Regions from separate parts of the Homo sapiens genome. Here regions 2 and 3 are each linked to region 1. Evidence: chromatin loops called from intact Hi-C (ENCODE). Cell type or tissue: Calu3. All regions are shown on one strand.

What was found. Peaks named below come from ENCODE experiments on the same cell type or tissue, not always from the same donor. Only the 100,000 strongest peaks of a DNase experiment are listed, where the experiment ranks them.
Region 2: it touches region 1 in a loop (7-fold over the local background); 12 of 110 quality-filtered maps call a loop at or near these places.
Region 3: a loop joins it to region 1, with 2.8 times the contacts of the local background. A loop is called at or near these places in 9 of 110 quality-filtered maps.

Annotation. Positions count from the first base shown.
Region 1 is chr3:148,071,515-148,079,514 of GRCh38, reverse strand. It overlaps LINC02032 (long intergenic non-protein coding RNA 2032), which reads right to left and starts at 1,356. Exons shown (of 2, transcript NR_134937.1): 1 at 1,258-1,356. In Calu3, CTCF peaks have their summits at 1,994 (motif pointing right) and 3,206 (motif pointing right); a DNase peak (open chromatin) is centred at 3,194.
Region 2 is chr3:148,362,274-148,370,273 of GRCh38, reverse strand. It overlaps LINC02046 (long intergenic non-protein coding RNA 2046), which reads right to left. Exons shown (of 5, transcript NR_146712.1): 4 at 7,973-8,000. Among named protein-coding and RNA genes, the nearest start is that of LINC02046, 85 kb to the right of the region's middle. In Calu3, CTCF peaks have their summits at 3,161 and 3,361 (motif pointing right); no DNase peak of the experiment used is centred here.
Region 3 is chr3:147,817,585-147,825,584 of GRCh38, reverse strand. No RefSeq gene overlaps it. Among named protein-coding and RNA genes, the nearest start is that of LINC02032, 260 kb to the left of the region's middle. In Calu3, no CTCF peak of the experiment used is centred here; no DNase peak of the experiment used is centred here.

The sequences.
Region 1 (8,000 bases):
GGCTCTCTTGTGTGGCTTTGCTGTTGAGAGGATGCTTGGCCTGCCCTGTCCTCCTGGATACCATTTCCCTCTGACAGCCCTTGGGTTTTGTGAGGCTTTATTCTGTACAAATCCCTTGTGCAGTCTCTGGATGAACTCTCTAAAGGCAAAATAGAGCCTTTCTTTCTGGTTGTGTTTAATGATCAGCTGAATTGCAGGTCCAGGTACTCAGGAAAACCAAAACCAAAACCAAAACCAAAACTTTTCCAATTTTTTCTGGCTACTTTGTTTTAATTTCTGATCTTGTTTTCACCCTGAGCACATTGTATCCCAACTTAATTGCCAGCAAGTTGGCCAAATGATTTTGTATAAATGTTGTGCTTTCAGATTTTTATGTTGTAATTTACATGATTTTTAAAAGTCCTTTGTTTTCCCATATTTACCATCATAAACAAATTTGAAGATTTATTTTAGATCATAAATAACAACATAGAATATCTCCTGCAAAAAATGTAAGAAAGGAATTTCATGATTTTACCAAGTGTGATTGGCTGATAAGCTATTTAATGAAATAAAAGTAGTATGCTTCTGAAATTGATAGAGAAGTAATACTTCATTCCTTGCATGCTTGTAATTTGGATGACATTTTGAAGCATGTGCTCAAGTTGTACAAACAAAAGCACACAGCAGAGCCAAACATGGTTTCAAAGACACCAATATAGCTAACTGTCTGCTGAGTAATTTGTGACATTTTCACACATTTCCTTTCAGTGATATCACAAAAGTAGTCACAAGTGTGTATCATGGATTAAATGATTCTCTGCCTTACTATATACCTGACCACAATCCCCAAGGCAAAACAATATTTTGGGATACTGATAGCTGTATTTTCTTTGTAAGCTGAAATATTAACAAAGACCTAGAGTTTCCTAAAAGAAATATTAGGAGCATTTTGATAAAAAGGCTCATTCCAATTAAACCTGGGTTGAAATGTATTTCTTTCCAGTCTGCCATTTTTATCTCATATGACTGTAAAATTCTAAAATTATTGATGCTGTGTTTTATAGTTTAACAAGTGAATTACTTAGCAGTCAAAAAAAGACTATACAAGTTTTATATGGGTCTTCAGATAATTATCTAAAACAGTTTCTTATTAAATAAGACTTCATGTGCTTTATGAAAAACTGGAATGTGTAGTGTCATAATATTATAAATTAAGAGCAAATGTAATTTAAAGAGGAGCTTCACTGAAGCTTCTAGGAGAAATAAAGATCATACCTCTTCTTGACAGCTGTGATTCTGTTTTTACAGACGTTGTTAATGTTGAACCCTCTCTGATGCAGAGTATGTTCTTACTGTAGCCAATGTTCTGCAAACCATGTGCTTCTAGCTCAGTGGAGAAATTAACCACATTCTAATGTGACTTCAATGTTCTATGACATGTGATAAATCCGTGTTCTGAAAGAGCATTTCTGGTTAAATTAGCATAAATCCTCAAAGATTATTGACAATTGGGTTGCTATCAAGCATATATTCTTCTTTTTTTCCTGGATTGACTTTGCTCTTTCTTAAATATAGAACATTTAATAAACATTTGTGGAAACAAAAAAATGTTAAGTAATTTTTTTACAGCATTTTGACCTTTTCATCTTCCAGTTCTAACTGGGAAATGTGGCATTTTCAGAAAAACTATTGCTAAAGCTTGGCTTCTCATTTTCTACAATATATAAAAACTCAAAAGATTGTAATTACATATTCTCTACACTATTTGGTGTTAAGTTTTACTATACTCCTCTGCTAGTAAGTTTTTTTTCTTTTTCCTTATTAAATACCTGCATTATTCTGTTTGGGTTTTCCCCCTCACTAATTAGTTTTTGGTAATGTAGAGTTGTATTTTAAAGACCTGAAAACAAATCGTAAATAAGGTACATTTATTAACAACAGAGTCCCTGGTTAAGATTCTCTAAAACAGCAGAAAGAAAGCTAAAACTATTTTTTGTTCTCTTTTTACCAGTAGGTGTCACTACTGGGACTAAAAGGTAGTGATCTCAAGCCATCTAACAGAATTTAATTTTAAGATCAAGAATTACCTGTATGATCCAAAGGTAATTTACTGAGCCATGCTAACCAAACCACCCTGTGAAAAGTTACTTGGTCAAATTTATCTCAAAATCTCAACTAAACATTTGAAATACACATTTGAAATGTGAAATGACCCTACTAACAATATGCTGGCAAGGGACCCTGAGATATCAGATATTACAGCAAAAAATAACTCATGGAATTTTTGAAAGATATAAGAGAATAAATGTAATTTGAATAGTATTTCGGTATGATCAGATTTCAAAAATATTGGATATAAAAATGTTGTAAAACAAGAGGATTAGGGTTTTGCCTTTTGAAAAGTTTCAAGATTGCATGTAGTGTTACCATAATATTCCACACTTGAACAAAGACATTTATGGAGTCAGGTTTTCTTTTTTCAAAGAGAAAAGTCCCTGAGCTTCCTTATATAGAGACATCATAAGTATCTTCATCCTAGGAAATATTAAATAACTTTCAACTTCTCGTGGAAAAATTAAATCTTTACTTTTTTTCCCCCAAAAGTGACTTCACAAAGCAGTGAAGCTATTTTCAGCCTAATTTCATGAAAATATAGTGCAATGATATTTTCAGGTTAAATATCACTTGAGGGGACTATATTTTGTTCACATTTCCTAGGAAATCTTAGCAGTAAACTTTCGCTTTTTGATTAATCAAAATATTTCATGGGCACTTTAGTTTCATCTAAAGATTTTATTTCAGTTTTTAGTTGGTTGTGGGAGATATATGGATATGTGTGTGAACAGTGTGCCTCCCCAACAAACAATGTCAAGAAATACAATTTCATATCAAAATAGTTTTAAATCTTAAACTTGAATGGGAGCGTTATGTACAAAGAAAAAAAAGATTACCTGTTATTTCTTTGTTGAATAATCTTAAAACATCTCTTTGAGTCCAAGCAGCTCATACATCAGAGCTTGAGGGTCCTTTTATTACCTGAGAATAAGCAGTTAGATATGACAGCTTCAAAAGTGTGAATGCCATTATTCAATGTTTTATACAGTATATTCATTGGTCATCCATCTGGTGTGCAACTTTCCAATAAAAAAAAGCCGAAAGTCATTCTCCTGCTTGTTTTTCCAGGGCAGTTCCGCAAGGACAACTGCACAGAGACAGATTCGCCAGTAGAGGCCTCTCTAGATTTGCCTTCTGATTACAAACTCAGAATGTGCCTTGAATCTGCTGCAGTTAACACAACTACTTGAAAAGATTCTTGTTGCATAGGGAAAAAGATCACTCTTTAATGCCCTTTTAAGTTCCATGATGTTGATTAATGTTGCCCTTTACATTAATGATGTTTCAAGTAAAAGAAAACAAATTTAAAATGGATAAATTCTATTGAGGATGCATTAATTAGACAGAGACTTTGCCATATGCTGTGGCTGGAGGGCTTGCTGGCCTTTCTCTTGTAGTTACCTGTGTAAAATCCACCCTATCCTCTACATGAATGCCCAAGCTGAATAGCCATTTGAATGAAGGCTTTAGTTTGATTCGCCATACAAGGGGTACTGTGTCACTGTGTTTTCTTTCTAGGAGTCACTAAGTGATTTCTATATCTGTTGTCATGGTGATATAGCAAAGCAGGGGAAAATGGGGGCAACTTCAGGCTTTCTCCTCACCCTCTGGACTAAGATGTTGTTAGCAAGCCTATAAAACATTGGGCTTTATCTGGGCCTTCTTTTTGTTCTCTGATTGTCAATAAAACTCATTTTAAGGGTAACAAGGACATCTAAATGTCATCTGTCACAGTGTTAGAGAGATTAAGTTTGTTTAGGGACTTGTGCTGGACAAAGGCCACTATTTGTTTCGCAGATACAAAGCAGTGTTGGCTATCACCACTCTTGATTTAGAAGGAGGCCCAGAGACCATCGAGGAAATATCATCTCAGTTGCAGGTGTCTTGACATGACAGCATTAAAAAGACAGAAAAATAGTTATGGTTTTGAATGGGAATCTGCAGTTCTGTTTCTCACACCCCTTTGTAGATTTCTCAAACCTAAAGTCTTCTCCTAGACTAGATGGAAGAATTTTGAGTTCAATTTCTGAGGGCTTCAGGCCTGTGTAAAAACATGACATACGCATGATGGTCTCTGAATGAATGATAAAAGAGAGAAAAGAGGTTTTGCAAGGAAAATCCAACAATAATGTATACTGCATTAATTCAACATTTGCTCAATAATGAGGCTAAATGGAACGTACAGATTAATGAAGACATTGGTGTTATTAAAATCAAATCCTGTGGTTCGTATGCTTTTTTTTTAATAATGAACATTGTGGCTATTGGAGAGGAAGAACAGGATTTTTTCTATTAATTTGGCACACATCCCAGATCTCATTCAACCAGAACCTATCCCCTGCAAAATGCAGCCCATGGCCTTTATGTGCCTTATTCTTTCTATTTTATATGTGTTAATTTGAGTGAAAAAATATTTTCTCTCTATAAAAATATTTCTAAAGTGAATCTGGAGCCTAAGTAATAATTCAATAACATTAAACTAGGATGCTTTTTCTAACATAAAGAGGGATTGGAAATATACAAAATTACATGCATATAATGTGGTGCTCACATCACATCTGCCTGCACTATGTAAATTGATGCAGCTTTCTTGGGACTTCTAGAATCTGAGTACATCAATGCATCTCAAATACTATATTATAGAAAATATTCATGGTAGCGAGGGCCACTATGTTGAAACATAGATGAACTATTATAAATGTTGAGCAATGGGAGAATCTTTGTTTACCTTTTATTATGTCTCTATAATTTGGATATTTATGAAATATGATGAAAACAGAGTAGTATGGTTCATTTTACTATATCCCTGTGGGCACAACCCCACATATAACACACTTATGTGTACAACAAACACATCACCTGGACCAGAGTTGACATTAGGAATGACAATGATAAACTCCCTCATGATCACGACTCTGTGGAGAAAGAAAATATACACTTATATACGCTTATATAGTAAACTTGAGTGTTCTTAATTCAAGCTCTCTCAAAGCAACTTGAAAATCTGATTTTAATCGTGCTGAAAGAGATCTGGGTGTACAGCCATAAATGCTTTATATATCAACTATTGGATGGATTCCATATTAGTTGTAAATTTGGTAGTTAATGATGAAGAAGCTAAACTCATAAAGACTAACATCAACATCTAGAACTAGACCTTGTAAAAAATAAAGTAGGAAGTTGCACAATCACATAGTTGTTAATATACCTGTCATACTAAACATGTGTAACTACGAAAAAGACTTACAGCTGGACTCCCTTTTTATAAAATTCCTGAAGCAATTACCACCAAGCTCAGTTTGATTTCTTTTTTAGATAGAAAAATTTATTCTACACAAACTATTGAAAGCAAATACAGTATTGAGATGCTATTACATCAATATTATGGGCCTAGATGACTTTTGTTTAGTATCTTAATAGCTCAGTCATTTGTTATTCATTCAGCCACACACGGGACACCAGGGTGTTATGAAGGACAATACTCTTGGGGCATTTTGAGTTCAATTTTTGTTTCTCTACTTATGCAGAACATGTGTTGGCATCAGCCATGGTTACAACAGGGGAATCACAATATACAGTGAAGTTTTACCACGTTGCTCTGAGATAATTTTTCATTTTTCAAAACAATCATCAGAATAGCTGAAGTATACAGTTCTGGTGCTTTATTATTAAAGTTACTGGATATATGCTTTCTTTCTGCTTTTTAATCTCATTTCTTGTGGTTTTTCAGATGAGGCATTTTCTGAAAGAATAAAAAGCAAATTCCTAATAAAAAAGGGCATTAAGCTGCAAAATAGGCCAACAACATGAAATATTTGTTATTTATACTTATAGGTAAAACAAGTTGACTGAGAAAATAAATTGGATATGTCCACTCATCCCCAGAAATACACAGGACACAGCGCGAGCGCGCGCGCACGCGCGCGCACACACACACACACACACACACACACACACACACAGATTTATATACATAAAGCTTTACTAGTTTGTCTTCAAGAAGACATCAATGTTTTCTTAGAGCTTTTGTAGCTTCACAGTTCAGAGTAATTCTAATTAGAAAAGTTGAAGGAAATGGATACTACAGGGTATCATTCTTTTTCTAAATTTCTTGAGATGAAAATCCTCTAAGTGCCTTTAAGTAGCTATGCAATTTGAACAAATTATTTAATTCCTCTAGCCTCAGTTGTCTCTCAAGGAAAATAATAGGGATGGGATTAGATAACCTCTAAATCTTCTTGCACTTTAAAATGCAGTTAACAAATTCATAATAAGGTTTTCAGTTTTTAAAAAATGTTTAGTGTTTTGAAAGCAACTTTTTATTAAGAAAAAAACAGAATTGACAAGAGCTCTATGGTTAAGAATAATATTCAAAAAAAAAACAGATCTGTTTAAGATTTACTGTGCAAAATTAAGAATCCAGCAATTGTATTCTGTAAGTACTATAGTCTTTTCATTTCTAACAAATGCATAGCAAAAAAGTTCATCAAATTGGTTCTAAGTTAATTCATCAAAGCTACATATTATTCTGGATTTTTAACCATGCCTTTGCATTCAGGAAATAGTGAAACAACAAATGAAAACTTATTAATGAAATGAACTTTTTATAACAAAAAAAATGTTTGATGAATAATACGCTTACTTGATATGTCATTGTCACTTGAACCAAATGAAGCACTTGAGAATGTTTCCTTTCCTCCTGCTCTCCCATTCTGCTTCCAAAATTTTGAATCATTTTTTCTATTGTTATTTAAAGCAATCATACAACATCTAAATTTATCATAAAATAGCTGACTTTGGTGGATAATTTCTACATGATCAAATTTCCTTTCCACCTTACAGAGCACGGTATTTGTTTATCAGTTGTGATCATCTTGAAGTATATCTACAATGATAATATGAGTAAAGAATTCTAACATTGACTTCTCAGGAATGTTTTCGGCCAAAGTACTCTATGTACGTAGAGCAGCTTAATTAAAATATTGGATGAATGTTGTTATATATAATTCTTTCTCCTGCTTATCTACCTTATTCATTAAAGACTAAATATTTTTGTTCCAACTTGTGAATATAAAATTATGTATTTGTCCAAATTTTATTTTATTCAGGTACTAATTAAAATTGAAATATATGCTTCAATAGAATCAGCTTTTGATAAGTTAATAATAACTCATTTTTATTAACAATAATAACTATGTTATATGGAGAAAAATTCTAAAATGTTTGAGAAAGTATAGAATCAGTCTGATAATGCATGTTTGGAAAGATAACCCTCATCATATTTTCTTAGTAGATATTGGTGCATCTTATTTTTTTCAATGCATTCAAAATACTGAAAAATTGAGTAGTATATTATAAAGTAATTAAAATTCCTAATTATCTAATCTTAATTATTTAATAAATTTTTTTAATTTTCTATATTTTAAATTACACTAATAATTACCATCATCAAAATTTTTAAAGCCACAATGTAAGAGAAAACATAATGAAATGATTATATAGTTAAAATAAAATGTGTTATTTGAATCTCCATTACAGCTTACTATTTTTAATATAACAGATATTCAATTTTACAAAAAAAAGTTTTGTACACCAAAAGATACATAAATTTAAAATCTAATGAGAAGATAATATATATTAAGAATTATTTTATCACAATATTGACATTTTAAAAATGTTTTTAGGGAAAAGTTTTTAAAACAAAATTATAACTTTGAAAATGTTAATAAAATCAGCTTTCCAATCAAATAAATTTTTCTATTTCTGAATGTATTATCTCCTCCGTTTTTAGAGTCAATATTCTAAGCTAAAATGCACATAATATATACCAAAAATTGGTTAAAAATAATCGTAATTTAAGTTTTACTTGAAGGCCACCCTCTTAATAATACTTCAAGTTGAAA
Region 2 (8,000 bases), 290 kb before region 1:
TACTAAAACATATATAGTTGTTTCTTGGTTTTCTAGTTTTTCTCTTTCTTGCTGTCATTCTCCATCAGTTTGAACTTAGACACAAGCATATGACTTGTTTTTTTTTCCCAATGAAATGTCATCTAAAGTAATATAAGTCACTTTTGGATAGAAATAATAGACAGAAGACAATTTTCCCAGTTCCCTCTGCAGGTAATGAAAACACATGACAAGATGGAATCTCTTTCAGCCTGGGTTCCTGAGTAACTAGTGAGCATTAGTCCCTAAGTGACAATGCTGGACATACACCATAAACAAGAAATAAATTTTTGAATGTTAAGCCATTGGTGGGTATTTGTTACTGTAGCATAACCCAGCTTAACCTAGCTAATATCCCTATCTTATGTCTGAACTTCTGAGATATTATACCCTATGTAAATTCTAGGATAAATGATTTGTTGACTGGTTCTTTTATAGAAACTAATCTTCCAAAGTTTTAAAAAAAAGTCCTATTTTATTCATAGGTTTGAAACAACATCTTTACAAATCATGCTTCAGCTGTGTTTTTATATGCGTAACTAGAAAAGAATCTTTCCAAAAATCTGTGTGTTGAATTGTAAGATTAAAAGGACACATATATATTCCTTGAAGGAGCCATTTATTTCTTCTCTTGATTTTCCTGCAATGATGTGGTAACTATGCTTTCAGTCAATGCCCTACTTCAGTGGTTACTGGTTACACCCATTTTTGCATGATTGCAAAAGGAATACAAGCAACCATAATTTTGAAATTCATTACAATGCCAGGGTTTATATGCTCTCATTAAGCATTAATTGGTAGTTGATGGCTATTGCTATTTTTAACACCATTAGTTCATAGCAATATAATTAGTAACGCTAAGTACAGGAACCACATTAATAGCATTACTAATTGTAAATCTGGAGATAGAAACACAACATGACTGGTTAATTTCCAGGCAATATTTCATGATAATTAGCTGTAGGACATTTGTACTGAACTAGAAAGGTAAGTAATTTAATTTTTTCTACAATTTTTTGGGGGTTTGAAATACTAATATCACCCTTTAACATATGGATCTCATTTCATCTTCTTATGTTAACATTCCTTCCTTTTAGATTCTCTTTTGTTGTATGCTAAGTAATCATTCAGTTTTCTCCCACAAGGAAAATATATAGTCATTTAAAATTTTTATCATTCCATATCAAGTCTTAAGGACAAAATATCTTAAATGACTTACTTCTTATATTATATTGTAATTGATTTCCAATGTTTTGTGTTTGCCCAGTGTTTAGTTTGATATGCCAACTCTCTTTACTCATTACCCTAGCAGTAGCAAACTGGCCAACTTTACGTCTTTGCTAGTGAAATTTTATAACAGTAGAATTAAGGGAAAATTTTTTACAAGCTATAATAAGTAAACTAAAAGAAAAAACCCAACAACTAGATATTCTATACTTAAATGCATGCCACTTGACATGTAGTGATTCTCCGGTCACATTGTATGGGGTTTAACAGTCTGTAGTACTTACTTATATATACTTCAGTACCTACAAGGGTGGAGAACAATTCTTTAATTGTCATCTTATTTACTTTCTAAAGGACAGGGCTTAGAAAGCACTCTCTATTTTTTTTTTCTTTTCTGAAGAATTTTGGTATAATATGTATGGGGTGATTGAGAACAATGAGACACTCTACTTATAGTATTGGAGTCATTTTGTAAGAAATTATAAAATAGATGATTTAATTTTTTATTAATCCTTCTAAAATTTTTTTTTTTCAGTTAAACTGAGAAGCTCTTCAGAGACAATTCTGGTAATATGCCATTTCAGGCACGTCTTTGTGTTTTGCTTTTGGATTTTTAATGAACTAGATTACATCTGAAAATACCAATTTTCCTCTCCTGGTTTTCCTTGTTCTTTTTATATCTCAGCCCACATGTATCTTGCTGCTTCACTGATAAAGGGGAAAAGGGCCCAAAATGATGATTTCAGCATGTTTAAACTGTGAATGTGGGTAGACTCTGATTTATAATTGGATAAAATTGGTAAAAATAAGTTAATTGATTACTGAATTAGTTTAGAATGTTAACTCAACTTCACATTGTTTGCTTTTGTACAATGAGGGCAAGAAGAAAAAGAAAAACACATGGTTGGTGAAAATCCTTAAAGAGTTTATTTTCCCTATTGGCATTTGAGGATTTTGCAAGAGTAGTAGCTTTATTATTCTCTTTCTCAAGTTTCCAACTTGTAATAGAATGTGTGTTAACCTGTCAAAATGTGTGATGCTATCATTTAGTTGTAATTAGTTAACGATTATGTCATTTCTTTTGGCAAGGCATCCCTTAGCTGATGAAACAGTCTTCTAGTCACTTACAAAATACATATATAAACAATAGGGAAAGCAGCATTTGGAAGGCACATGATGATTCTTTATTTTCCATCACATTAGCACATTAATGTGTGGTGAGTTTAAAGAAGTGGCATGAATAAGTTACCACTCTGTACTGTTGGCAATATTGACGTTTATGGGCAATTTAATTTTAAGTCTACAATATGTGATTTAATACAGTGCTGCTTTTCCAAAGACAGAGTATGAAGGTAATCTTTGTTCAATAAAACACCAAAAGAAAATCAATTATTTCATCCTGCTGGTGATGGTTAAGGTTAGTAGAAATAGTACTACCAGTTGCTTTACTTTCACCAAGTAATTATTTTTGAAGTAATAGGTAGTAATTAATTAGTGCAGCTAATTCTTACTGAAAAATCTTGTGTAGCTGAGTGAAAGAGGAGCATTTCAACTTAATGATAAAGTTATTAGGATATTTTTCCTTGTGAAAAAAAGGCCTTAAGGTTAAGAAGTTGGTAACATGATTAAATTTATTTTACTTTTGTTTTTGGAATTTGGGAACAGAAAGAGCGGCTTTTTTTTTTTTTTTGCATGTATCAGATGATAATGCGTATCTGAAAAAGCCAAGGCAGGTAACAGAGCACGTGACGACTTATTGTGGGGAGTCTGTGTACTCCAAGTGCGGCAATTCTCATGCCATCTGCCCCAGACTACATAAGCTTCCAGAAAGCCTGAGGTTTCCAGGATAATATGTGGTCAGTTTTTTTTTTTTTTTTAAGTTAATACCTGTGTGAATCTGTTGTGGTAACAAAGCATATATGTAATGAAGGCAAGTTTTATGTTACCTCAGCAGGATTGGACTGTGAAATGATACAATATTCAGAACTTGAATAGCCATGCACTATCTGAAGCAGATGCACACAAGCCTGCAGTCTCAGAGGGATGCCCTGGGAAATACTGAGAAGACAGTATTTTATTGTTCCCGATCTTTATTTATCTACCAGCAGATGTCCCTATAAGGCAATAATATCTTATAGCTAGGCCAGCTGATTATGAAAAATCAGAAACGGAACCACTCATCATATTTCCAAAGATTAATGGGATTAAATCCACCATGTACTTCAAAATGTTTCCACAGAGACATAAAGTGCAGTGCAGTGCAAAAGTAAATTTAGTTTACTTCTGAAAACCACATGGAGCAATTTTTTTTTTAAAAAGAAATTCTAGGAGTTCTCAATCTTTATCAGCACTAAAACCACTTTCTAAAATAAAATAAAATCATTGATTATCTCTGTGCTTTCAGGTATATAAGTATTCATTTAGTTAAAAAATAAAGTGTAAAAAATGACTCTGAATTCGGTAAAATATTTCTTAACTGGGAATATTCTCTATATACATTCTAAAGACTAGATGCAAATTAATGTTTCCATGAGACACATTATTCAACTTGCAAACAATTCAAAATGCACATATAGATTTAGGTACTCTGGCAATACCTCTGTAACTTCCCAGGGGTCTGTATATAAAAGTTGTAAACCAAAAGCATCCTCTATTCTACCGTTTTATTCAGTGATATGCCGCTTCTTGATGGATGAAAAACAGTGTCAAGAAAACTTGTTGTAAATAATAAATACTGTCTTACAAAGTAATTTCTTCATTGAAAAAACATACTAAAATACAAAGTCATTATCAGTACTCATTAGCATTTCTATTTTGAGAATTAAGTAGGTTCATTTGTTTGTCTCCATTTTTGAGAGGCAATTGCTATAGAGGCCAGAAAACTAAACTAGATGCAATAAAAATTACGGATTTTAAAACTATACAAACAAAAATTTCTAACTATCTTTGCCACTTTCTGGCAGTGTGTTAGGGCAGGTTATTCAACATCTGGCTTATGTGTCTTCATTTGAGAATAACAGTAGAAATCTCATGGAATTAATGCAACATTAAATAAAATAATTTATGAACATACTGGCACGTTATAGGGATTCTAAAAATATCTGTCCATTTACTTTGCATTTCTCAGTCAGTTCTTTTACATTTTATGATCTCTGTGAATATAATTGACTTCTTTTTTTGGGAGAAGTTGCAATTAATTCCTGTTATGGGAATTAGAAAATAGGTCATGATCATGGAAGAGGCAAAATTGGTGCTGGACCTAGAAGCATTTTTTCAGGCAAAAAAACTTTTTCAAAAAAATGTTCAAATAGTAGAGATACTTTACAAAACAAGAGTTAGACTAAGCAATGAATATTCTATTGCTGAGCTTCTCAATCTCCACGGAATTCATATACCCTAGGCTTCTTCTCTAGTGCTCAGCCAATATTGCAAGTCCTAGATCTACGTAGTGTATGTTCATGGACAATCTGTTTCCCTCAATGGCAAGTAATTTAAAAATAATATCTTTATATCAAATGGAGTAGAAAACCAACTTCATGTGTATTTTTACACGAAAACAGAAGTTTTAAAAGCCCTGTTGACATTGAAAGAACTCAGAACATGCCACTCCAAAACGTGCCACTCTGGCATATTGATTATTTTGAATTAAAAGAATTTGAAAAACAGTAGATGCAAAAGGGCACTCTGATCTTCCTTCTTTTCTTCCCGAAAGAAGGAAATAAAACTTCCATGTGAAAGATGTCTTCCCTGCACTTGGAGAAACTAAGACATGTTCATCTCCAGAGATGGGGAGTGGAGACCAAGAAAAATGTATACAAACAAACCTTGTTAAATTAACCTTTATCTTTCTAGTTACTAGTTACTTTTTCACTATTAACTGTCTTAGCCCAAACTCCTTTCTCTTGTTACATTTTGTAATTTACTACTCTTTGTTCAACCCTGTATGTAAGTGTTTGGCTCTGTTTCTTTCAGTCTTTAATATATCCTTAGAACGCACATGTACATGTAAAATTTTACTGAATAAAATGTGTATGCTTTCTCCTCTTCATTTGTTGATATCAGTTTAATTTTTAGGCCCAGCCAGAAACCCTAACAAGGTAGAGGAGAAATTTTTCCTCCCCTGCACCATACACTCACTGTCTCTACAAGTATGGGCACTTTGGTAGAGATGTTTTAGAAACACACATCACAGAGTCACATGAGAGGGAGCCTTTGGATGAGCACCTTTACTGGAATATTAGAAACTATGGGGTTGTAGTTGAGGAAACACCTGGAGGAGGTGAGTGTCAACCCTAAACATCTCTAAAGAAGACAAGGTCAGGTAGGAGAATCTGGAAGTGGGAGTGTGCCTGGCACAGGCTTCCTGGTAGTAAAACAGAGGGATTTCTGAAGCTGAGTGTGATGTGAATCAGAGAACAAACTGCTGAATAATATCTCTTCCTTTAATAAAATAATGAATTTCTTGGATGTGCTTCTTGAAGTGTATCCCATTATGCTTTGCGGACTTAACATTAGGGAACAGTTCCTTAGAAACAGTTCTGGAATCACCCAAATAATGCTGTTCAGGGACAATGATTTCTAATTGACCATTTTCATATAAGATATAATTTAGCTTACTTGGAAAAGCAGTGACTCACCTTGTTTCAGGGAATCCGTGTACCTAGACTGATATGTGCTATGACTTGAAAGTCCCTTCCAAAACTAATGTTGAAATGTAATTGCCATTGCGATATTGAGAGATGGGACTGTTAAGAGGTGGTTAGGCCAGAAGGACTCTGCCCTTATGAATGGATTAATGTCATTATCACAGGAGTAGGTTTGTTATTGTGAGAATGGGTTGTTATAAAAGTGAATTTGGCCTTCTCTATCTCTTGCTCTTGCCTCTCTTGCCCTTCTGACTTAAGTCATGCGATGACACAGCATGAAGGCTCTCAAGAGATGCCAGCACCCTGCTCTTGGACTTTCCAGCCTCTAGAGCTGTGAACAAAATAAACTCTATTGTTTATAAATTATGCAGTCTTTGGTATTCTTTTACAGCAACACAAAACAGACTACAGCAGTATGTGTTATGCAATTGTGTGAATCTTTCTGGAGAAATGTTCCTAGTTTTAAGCAGATTCTCAAAGCAGCCCATGACTGCAAAATGGTTGATAATCACAGGTCTAGACTGAAAGAACTGTGTATCCTCAGACAATCTCTTTTCCTATTGTTTTATTCTTTTTAAATCACTACTAAATGTTTTAGGAAAAGTGGGTGGTAGGTTATGCTCAACAGCTGAGTAAGGGCAGAGTCATGCTTTAATAATCATCCCAGAAAGGGGGAGGGAAAAGGCGAAATGTAAGTAAAAATAAAAATGAGAGGTAGGAGAAAAACATAAAATGTAAAGTTCTAAGTGTTGAAAACCAAATGTGGAAGAGGTTTCTAGGCAAAGATAAGTGTTTGTTGGTGATTGGACAAGAAAGCAATATCAAGCAGAGTGAAGGTGAGAGCATAATAATGAATGGGAAACAGTGATAGGTTGGTAAGAGTAAGAGAATGTGAGTCTTCAGTGGCCACAGGATGCTCATAGGATACAGCATGATAAAGACCATTTTCTCAGGAAGTCTTTCTCATTTCTTTTTAAAGCACATAATTTACATGAAAAGTTTTGTAATAGCAAGTTACATTTTAATATTAGATCTTGCTAGGAAAAAGCTAAGCACAAAGCCACCTTTAACTTTCAGATTCAACAAAGTATGTCTCCAAGGGTTTTGAAATTAATATCATCCTGCCACTAACACAAACAAGTAAAACTGTAAATAAGAAATAAGATGATAAATGAGGAAAAGAGAGGAAGAAGTGAAAAAGGTTTGTTTGTTTTAAACAACAAAAAAAAAATGAGAGGGAAAAAATTTAAAAAAAATTCTTAAAGTCTGTGTAATTAATATTTTCATCTCTTTAGAAATTAAACTGGTCTTTACAGGTGGTTTATCATTAACAGCACAAAAGGAATGGATTACAAACTCTGAGGTATGAAGGTGAAATGAGAGAAACGAATTTCAGAGATCAGTCAGTAGATGCTGAAGCAGCCTGTGAGAAAGGCTGTCCTGGAAGGATGGCCATTTACAAGAGAACAGAGCCCCATCACTTTGGGTCCATTTTCATGGCCCTGTGCCTCCTACTTCTCCTCATCTGCCTTATCACCTTGCCAAGGTGAAGGAATAGAAAAAAAGAAATCACCTTTGCAGGTTCCTAACAACCTGAGACTTTGAAATTCCTTTTATTCTTTCTATCTACCCTCAAAAGGGGAAAATATTTAATCAACATACTTTTTTCTTTTTTGTCTGGGAGTCCTCTGGCTTTCAGGCATTACCAAACTATAATTAAGAAATGCTTTACAGCTTGAACCAGCTCAGTTTTTTTTAACACATACCCTTTTTATTTGAAATGGAAAATAAAAATACTAATAAGGGTTTCCTTTGTCTAGTCTTGGGACTAGACACCAGTCCCCAAGCTGACAGATACTAGATCTCAAATAATTTAGAATTATCTCTTCACATAGATAATGAAAAACTCTGAAGGTTCTATCCATAAGGTTACTGTACTCATTAATTCTAGTCCCCAAATTTTCACAATGAAGGTAGATTCGTTGCTTTTACAGTGAGGTGGTGATACTTGAGCAAATGTCAAACTTCATTTATAGGACATCTGGAATGATCCAAATCTATTTGAGGGTGTTTCCTCTTACCTCTACCCAAATCCCAATGTACAACTTG
Region 3 (8,000 bases), 250 kb after region 1:
TGGGCACTGTGGCTCGTGCCTATAATCCCAGTAATTTGGTAGACCGAGGCGGGAGGATTGCCTGAAGCCAGGAGTTAAAAAGCAGTCTGGGCAGTGAAGTGAGGCCTTTCAGAAAGAGGAAAGGAAAGAAGGAAGGAAGGACGGAAAGAAGGGGGGAAGGAAGGGAGGAAGGGAGGAAGGGAAGGAGGGAGGGAGGGAAGGAGGCAGGGACTTCTTAGAAGGGGAATGGGCAGTAGCATAGCTTTCCCAATATTGTTAATTAAAGGTATCCACTTTTTTACAGGTCACTACCAGAAAGGCTCAAAATGTGTTCTCTTCATGTAGATCTAACTGTATTCAGGACAACTTTCAGTCTCCAGCCTATGCTTAGCTCATGAGCCCTAGGAGCCTGATTTACTCAGTGCTTTATGTTTTAGACGTTATATTTTGCTGTTAAAGGACCTTTTGAAAACTTTCCTCCTTTTGGGATTGTCCCACTATCTGATTTTTCAGCCTCCATTTCTCCCAGTCATTTCTGTCCTGCTCAGTTTTGTTTGTTTCCGAGTATGTTTGTATTTTTCAGTTTTCTCAGCATGTATATCTCAGTTCTGGAAAGTCATAGGAGGTTGGAGAGGGATTTCCTATTTCACTGATTTCCAAGTTCCAGACTTCCCAGCATTCTGTGACTTCTCCCAGGTGTGCACACTAATTTTCTTGCACTCACTTTCATCTTGGAGGCAGTGAAGATTTTGCCCAGGGTCCCCTGTTGTCAGACCTACCCTGTCATTTCTAATCAGGGTAAGCTCTCCTCCCTTTGGAAAGATTTGCTACTACTCTTCTTTATCCTTCTGATTTGTAGAGTGTGCTCTAATACTTTTTGACTCCCAGTTTCTCCTATACTTATTGATTCGTGTAGCTTCTTCTAGTGGTTTGACCACACCTAACTCTCTTCAGTAATTCCTTTACATTAATAATTTATAAAATCATAAAGTGTTATTATTTTAGAGTTGAAAGTGTATTAGACAACCCCAAGGTAAGCAACTAATTATGCAAATAAGGAAACTCAAATTTTCTCATGATCACAAGGTTTGTAGCTATTACTACATGTTGTAATGTTTAATTGCTTTCTTAATAATTATATCTCAACTCTCCAAATGGATGGTAAGTTTGTCAAATTTAAGGACAATGTTTCATTCATCTTTAAAGTCTTCCATAAGCACCTGGGATGGAGCTAGGAATGTGAGGGGAATTTAGAAGGTACTTATTAAGGTGAAGTTAAATAAATATGTTTGTTCATTCAGTAAATATTTATTGAGTGCTTCATGTGTCAAGTATTGTTCTAGGAATTTTGTGTGTATCAGCGGAGAAATATTTTTTGAATTCTCTACTTTGCTGGAGCTTATATTTTAGCATGGGTAGAAAGATAACAAAAATACATACGATAAAATGTTAATTATGTGAATGTTAAATATTACAAGAATTATAGGGAAAGATAGGGCACAGAAAGGAGCAGGGGAGTGGAGGGGATTGCAATTTTTAATAGTAAGATGATTATGCAGTTGGTGAATTTTGGGGCAAAACCTGAAGCAGATGAAAGTGTTAATTATGGAAATACCTGAAGAGTGTTTCAAGCAGAAGAAACTTCCAGTGCAAGGGCCCTAAGACAGTAGTCTGTGTGCAGGAAAGAGAAATATCATGGGAACTAATGTGGCAAAACAAAGTGAGCAAGGACAATAATTGTAGGAGTTGAGGTAAATGATCAACTCTTGGTGGGACTATATATGGAGCAGGAGCTAGGGTTACATTATGTAGGGTTTATATGCCATTGTAGATATTTTGGTTTTTACTTTGAAATAGGAGGAGACTGCAAGGTTTGGAAAATAAGGAACGTCATGACCTGGCTTATACTTTTAAAAGATTACTCTGGTGGCTGCGTTGAGAATTCATGATAAAAGATGGAAGGGTGGAAGTAGGACAATCAGGAGGATTCTTCAGTAATTCAGATGAGAGAAGATGGTGGTTTGACTAGGTGGTAGTAACGGAGGTGGTGGGAATCAGTCAGTTAATAGGTAAAGACAACAGGATGTTTTAATATACCAGATATGAGATGTGAGAGAAAGATCAAGGATGACACTAAGATATTTGTCCTGAGCAACTGGTAGGGTGACCAACTTATTGTATTTTGCTCAGAAATTTCCCAGTTTTAACAATGAAAATTCTTCGTCTTGAGAACTTACTCGGTTCCTGGTGAACTGGGATGGTTGGCCACCCTTGAACTGAAAGAAAGGCATTGTTGTAAGTGAGACTGTAAGATTTTTAAAGGAAGACCAGGAATTCAGTTCTGGACGTATTAAGTTTGAGTTATCTATTAGAGTTTCTATCTAGTAGTGGAGATTGTAAGCAGGTAGTTGAATGTACATGTTGAGTTCAGGAGAGTGGTCTGGACTGGAGATATATATTTGGAATTTCTTGGCCTAAAAATATTGTTTAGTATCCTGAGTCTGAATGAAGTCACCAAGAAAATAAATGTAGATAGGGAAAAATCCCAAAATTTAGAGTTTCAGAGAAGAAAATAATTGAACAAAAGAAGATTGGCTGGGCGCAGTGGCTCAGGCCTGTAATCTCAGCACTTTGGGAGGCCGAAGCGGGCGGATCATGAGGTCAGGAGTTCGAAACCAGCCTGGCCAACATGGTGAAACCCCATCTGTACTAAAAATACAAAAATTAGCCAGGCGTGGTGGTGCAGGCCTGTAATCCCAGATACTCGGGAGGTTGAGACAGGAGAATCGCTTGAACCTGGGAGGTGGAGGTTGCAGTGAGCCGAGATCGTGCCTCTGCACTCCAGCCTGGGCAACAGAGCAAGATTCCATCTCAAAAAAAAAAAAAAAGAAGATTGTGAAAGAGTGAGCACTGAGGTAGGAGGAAAACCAAGAAAGTAAGAAAGTATGGTGTTCGGAAAGCCAAGAAAAGAAAGCATAGCAAGGAGATGGCGAGGATCAGTTGGACAAATGCTGATAAGGGTCTAGGAAGAAGAGGACTGAGAATGTAACTACTGGAGTTAGCAACATGAACGTGAGCCTGAAGAGTTAAGTTCTGGTCATGTAGTGGACACAAAAGCATGATTGGAAAGGGGATAAAGGGAAATGGCAGCAGATATGTACCATTATTTTATGGAGACTTGTGGAAAAGATTGAGAGACTTGTAGAAGCAGCTGGCAAAAAAATTAGTTAGATAAAATATTTTTAAATGAAAGAAATATAGCATGTTTGTATATTACTGGAAATGACCCAATAGAGGGAAAAATAAATGATTGTATAAACAGAATGAGAACTGTCAGAGGGATTTTCTTAATAAGGTAAAACAAAATGAAATTACTGGCAAAATCGCTCACTAGAAAAATGCATATTTCAACTGTCTACACCAGATTTAGAAAAAAAAAAAAACGTAAATGACAGCAAAACAAGGAGGAGTTTGTGCAAGAGAATAACTTTTGGAGTTTGTGCTATAGTCCCTCTGGATTAAGTTTCAATCCATTGAATATGCCTGTACAGTACCACATTTTTTACTTTATAGCATAAGTTTGAAACATTGCACAATCCTCAATCTCCAGAAAACATTTGCATACTATTTACTAGGGTGGAAGTCACTAACTGCATGTTTTAGAAGGCTTTCTAAATAGGCTTTCAATAACCAATAAGTATTGAAAGAACAATCTATTTCAAAGTAATTTTTAACCAATCAGAAAATTCCATTAACTTGTTATCTGCTTTCCAAGTATTGTTATACTTCTTTTGTTTCCAATTAAGCAAGTTATAATTAATATTTTCTGTATTGAAACAGGATGAATCTATAGGTACAGTCTTCAGAGTCTTTTCTGAACTACTGGGTCCATGGTTTACAAAGATTCTGCTGGATATAAATATACATGTATTGTTTTTTCTTATGTTAATTATTCTCATTTTTGGGGTTCTATTCAGTATTTATCAATTCTTTTTGATATTTACCTTAAAGCCTGTATACTTTTCTAGATACATTGTCCTTTATGTTGAAGCCTAATCTGCTGACTTCACCTAAATGGAGATGGGATTTATCAGCAAAAGGAAAGCAGGTGAAAACCAGACCAGATGTCGATAATTATATGAGGCACTAATTAACACTACCTAAATGAAACAAGTTTGTCTTTGTTAATATGTCACTTGCACACTATTACTCCTCGACCTGCGGAAATACTCCGTGTGTGATGACACTGTTGTGTTCGTCATAATGGTGCCATTATTACATCTGAACAGTTTCCAAGTGGGACTTTCCAGTTGATAGACAAAGGTATGCACTTTCATTTCCAGTTTATTTCTGTAGTTCTAATTACATTATTAATTTTTAATAATTACATAAATGCTTTAGAACATAATCTAACATACAAAAAATAAACATAGGAACCCTAAATAAATTTTCTGTGAAAAATCTAAATGCATTATTATTTTTCATTATTATGTAAAGTTTATAATCCAGTTATGGTACTTGAATCTGTGTTTTTATGCTGAGTGTACTGAATTTTATAAATTTAGCCATAAATATTTCTAGGTTTAAAAATTATCAGTAATGTTAAAGCAGGAAGCAGAAAGACTGTGTGCTTTTCTCTTTCTTCTCTCAAAAACATACCAAAATAGGCCAGGCATGGTGGCTCACACCTGTAATCCTGGCACTTTGGGAGGCCAAAGCAGGCAGATCACCTGAGGTCAGGAGTTTGAGACCAGCCTGGCCAACATGATGAAACCCTGTCTCTACTAAAAATACAAGAAATTAGCCCAGTGTCGTGGCACATGCCTGTAGTCCCAGCTACTCGGGAGGCTGAGGCAGGAGATCACTTGAACCCAGAAGGTGGAGGTTGCAGTGAGTTGAGACCGTGCCACTGCACTCCAGCCTGGGCAACATAGTGAGACTCCATCTCAAAAATAAATAAATAAATAAATAAAACCAAAAATAGGGTATTTTCCATTATTTCATTTTAAATAAAAGCTGAAAATGACAGTAATTGCACACACACACATACAGATACACACACATTATCTGAAGAACATGTGCCAGACATAGCAAACTCTGAAGCAAATCAATTAGAGCACATAGAGTTTCATTACGTGATTTTTTTTCTCTTTTTTTCTCTCTTATCTTTCTGTGTCTAGTAGATAACAAGTGAAACAATTCTCAATGGCTCAATTACAAACATGTTGAAGAGATGAGGACCTAGAAAGGGACATGAAAAAAATCATGAGAAAAGTAGACTCTATGGGATCTTAACCCCCCTTCAGTAAAAAGCAGTAAAGACTCAGGGAAAAGGGATTCCTGTACTGCGCTCCACATTTTAAAGGGTCTTTTATGTCTTGTCTATCAGAAGCAAACAAAAGCAAATTCACTAAAACACACATGGGTCCCTAAGTCACAAAGAATTCAGTGCTCAGCATTGGTATCAAACAACTACCCACTGGCTCTTGGGACTAACAGCATTCAGACTCCAAGGGAACTCTCATCCACAGCTCTCGCTGAATTCATTTGAACATCTTCAGGAATTGCAGGTTGTGCCATTAGAGATGGGTACTGCTTCACAGTTCAAGGAAGATTTTTGTAGTTGAAGCATACAGAGAAGAGAAAAATACAAATTAATTAACTAGTACAATCTTTCATCATACATAGTATGAATGTAATATTTTGTGCTCAATGAAGATTTACTCCTCAATAATGTCAACCATTAATTTTTTTTTTGCTTTTCTTCATGTTCTAATTATTGGACCCAGAGGTATTCACAATACATTTGCAGTATTTATAACAGTTGCACCCAGTGGCTGAGAAAAAATTCACAATATTAAAAAATTCACATTCGTCTTATATTTATATAAATGTAGGTCTAGATGTAACATGCTTGAAGCTAAATACAGATCATTGTACTGGCAGCAATGTGGATATTGAATGCTAGAATTGTGAATAGTTTTATTTTAATAAAATATTTACTAAGATTTAATTTCTATAGACAAAAGTTGCTGGCCACACTAGATCAAGTTTTTTTCTCATTTGAAAAGCAACTTGAAAGAATTGAACAGCACATTGCTATTTCTTGTTTACTTTAAAATATCTCAATATTGAAGTATTTTAAGGAAGAATTGTATGATTTGTGAATTTATTTTAAGAGATGGTAAAAGCATGAAATAAGTAGATTGTTAGGAGAAAACATTATAATATATTTAAATTTTATCAGTGAAACAAGTTATATGTGGCTTCATTACAGAGCTTAAACATGGTGTATTAGTTTGCTAGGGCTGCCGTAACAAAGTACTACAAACTATAGTTTGATTCAACCTATAATGCATGGTATGTAAAGCTTAGCAAAGTGAAGTTTCTTCAAAATTAAGGCCAGGTCTGGTGGCTCATGCCTGTAATGCCAGCACTTTGGGAGGCTGAGGCAGCTGGGTCACTTGAGGTCAGGAGTTCGAGACCAGCCTGGCCAACATGGTGAAACCCCATCTTTACTAAAAATACAAAATAAACCAAGCATGGTGGCACATGCTTGTAATCCCAGTTACTAGGCAGGCTGAAGCTGAGGTAAGAGAATCACTTGTACCCAGGAGGCCGAGGTTGCAGTGAGCTAAGATCTCACCACTGCACTCCAGCCTGGACAACAGAGCAAGATTCCATGTCAAAAACAAAATAAAAAAGTTAATGAAAACTAGGGCCTACCATGCTTTCAGAAAGATTGTCAAATTTAACATTATACTCACAACACAAATTACATAAAACATCTCAATTATATTAACACGATAACTGGGAATTTTGCTGAAATAAGAGCAATAAGAATTTATTAACACTGCTGGCCTTTATTTTATTACTCATTTAAACATTCCTGACCTACTACCAGATCACTCAAATATGTACAGTATTAAAGTATCATAATTTGTTAGTATTTGCTGACTTTCCAGGCACATGAAAACAATTGCTTTGCAGTATTTTTTTAAATTTTTGTTTTTATGAAGGTATATTTTTGGCGGGTTTTTTTTTTTTTTTTTCTTGAGACAGGATCTCACTCTGTCTCTTAGGATGGAGTGCAGTAGCTCAATCTCAGCTGACTGCAGCCTCCACCTCCTGGGCTCAAGCAGTCCTCCCACTTCAGCCTCCTGAGTAGCTGGGACCACAGGGGTGTGCCATCATACCTGGCTAATTTTTTTGTATTTTTGGTGGAGACTGGGTTTCATCATGTTGCCCAGACTAGTCTTGAACTCCTGAGCTCATGTGATCTTCCCGTCTCAGCCTCCCAAAGTGCTGGGATTACAGGCATGAGCCACCACAATGGGTGAAGGTATATTTCAATGTAAAATGAGAGTAATATATTTTATTTAATTGTCAGATTTTAAAAATAAATTTAGATAATCACTATATGTGGCAGTGGGACTCCCTTTGTTCTCTTCCATTGGGTTCCACCAATATTAGAAGCTGGGCTGCTTACTCTGTTTCAAGAAATAACAAAGTAAAGTCTTTAAGGGAGATCTCAGCAAAGCCATTCATATTTTCCTACCCAAAACAGAAGATTCAAAAATTCCTAGCCAACTTGACTTTAGCAATTTTTAGATATATGAGTAAAATGTCAAATATCTACTTTAAAGTTAATTTCCCTGTAGAGTTAGTTCCATGAATACATGCAGAAATGATGAGTAGATGGTAACTTAAAAATATTTTAAAATCTTAACTTAAACAATTGTTTTCAAGCTTTTCGCATCATCAACAATGTCTTCATCATTGAGCTATTAATAGTTTTAAGTCACCCACTTTTCAAATAATATCATCTCTACTTCCATATTTTTTTAAATGAGACAGAATATTTTAAATCTATTTAAGGTATTACCAGTGGAAAATTTGCCTTGTTAATAGAACCCATTCAAGTACCGTTAGGGTAGTCACTATTTTCTCATTCTTTTTATATGTAGGTTTATATTTATAATTTGTAAAGGTAACTATTTACTCAGTTGCTTTCTTCTTTT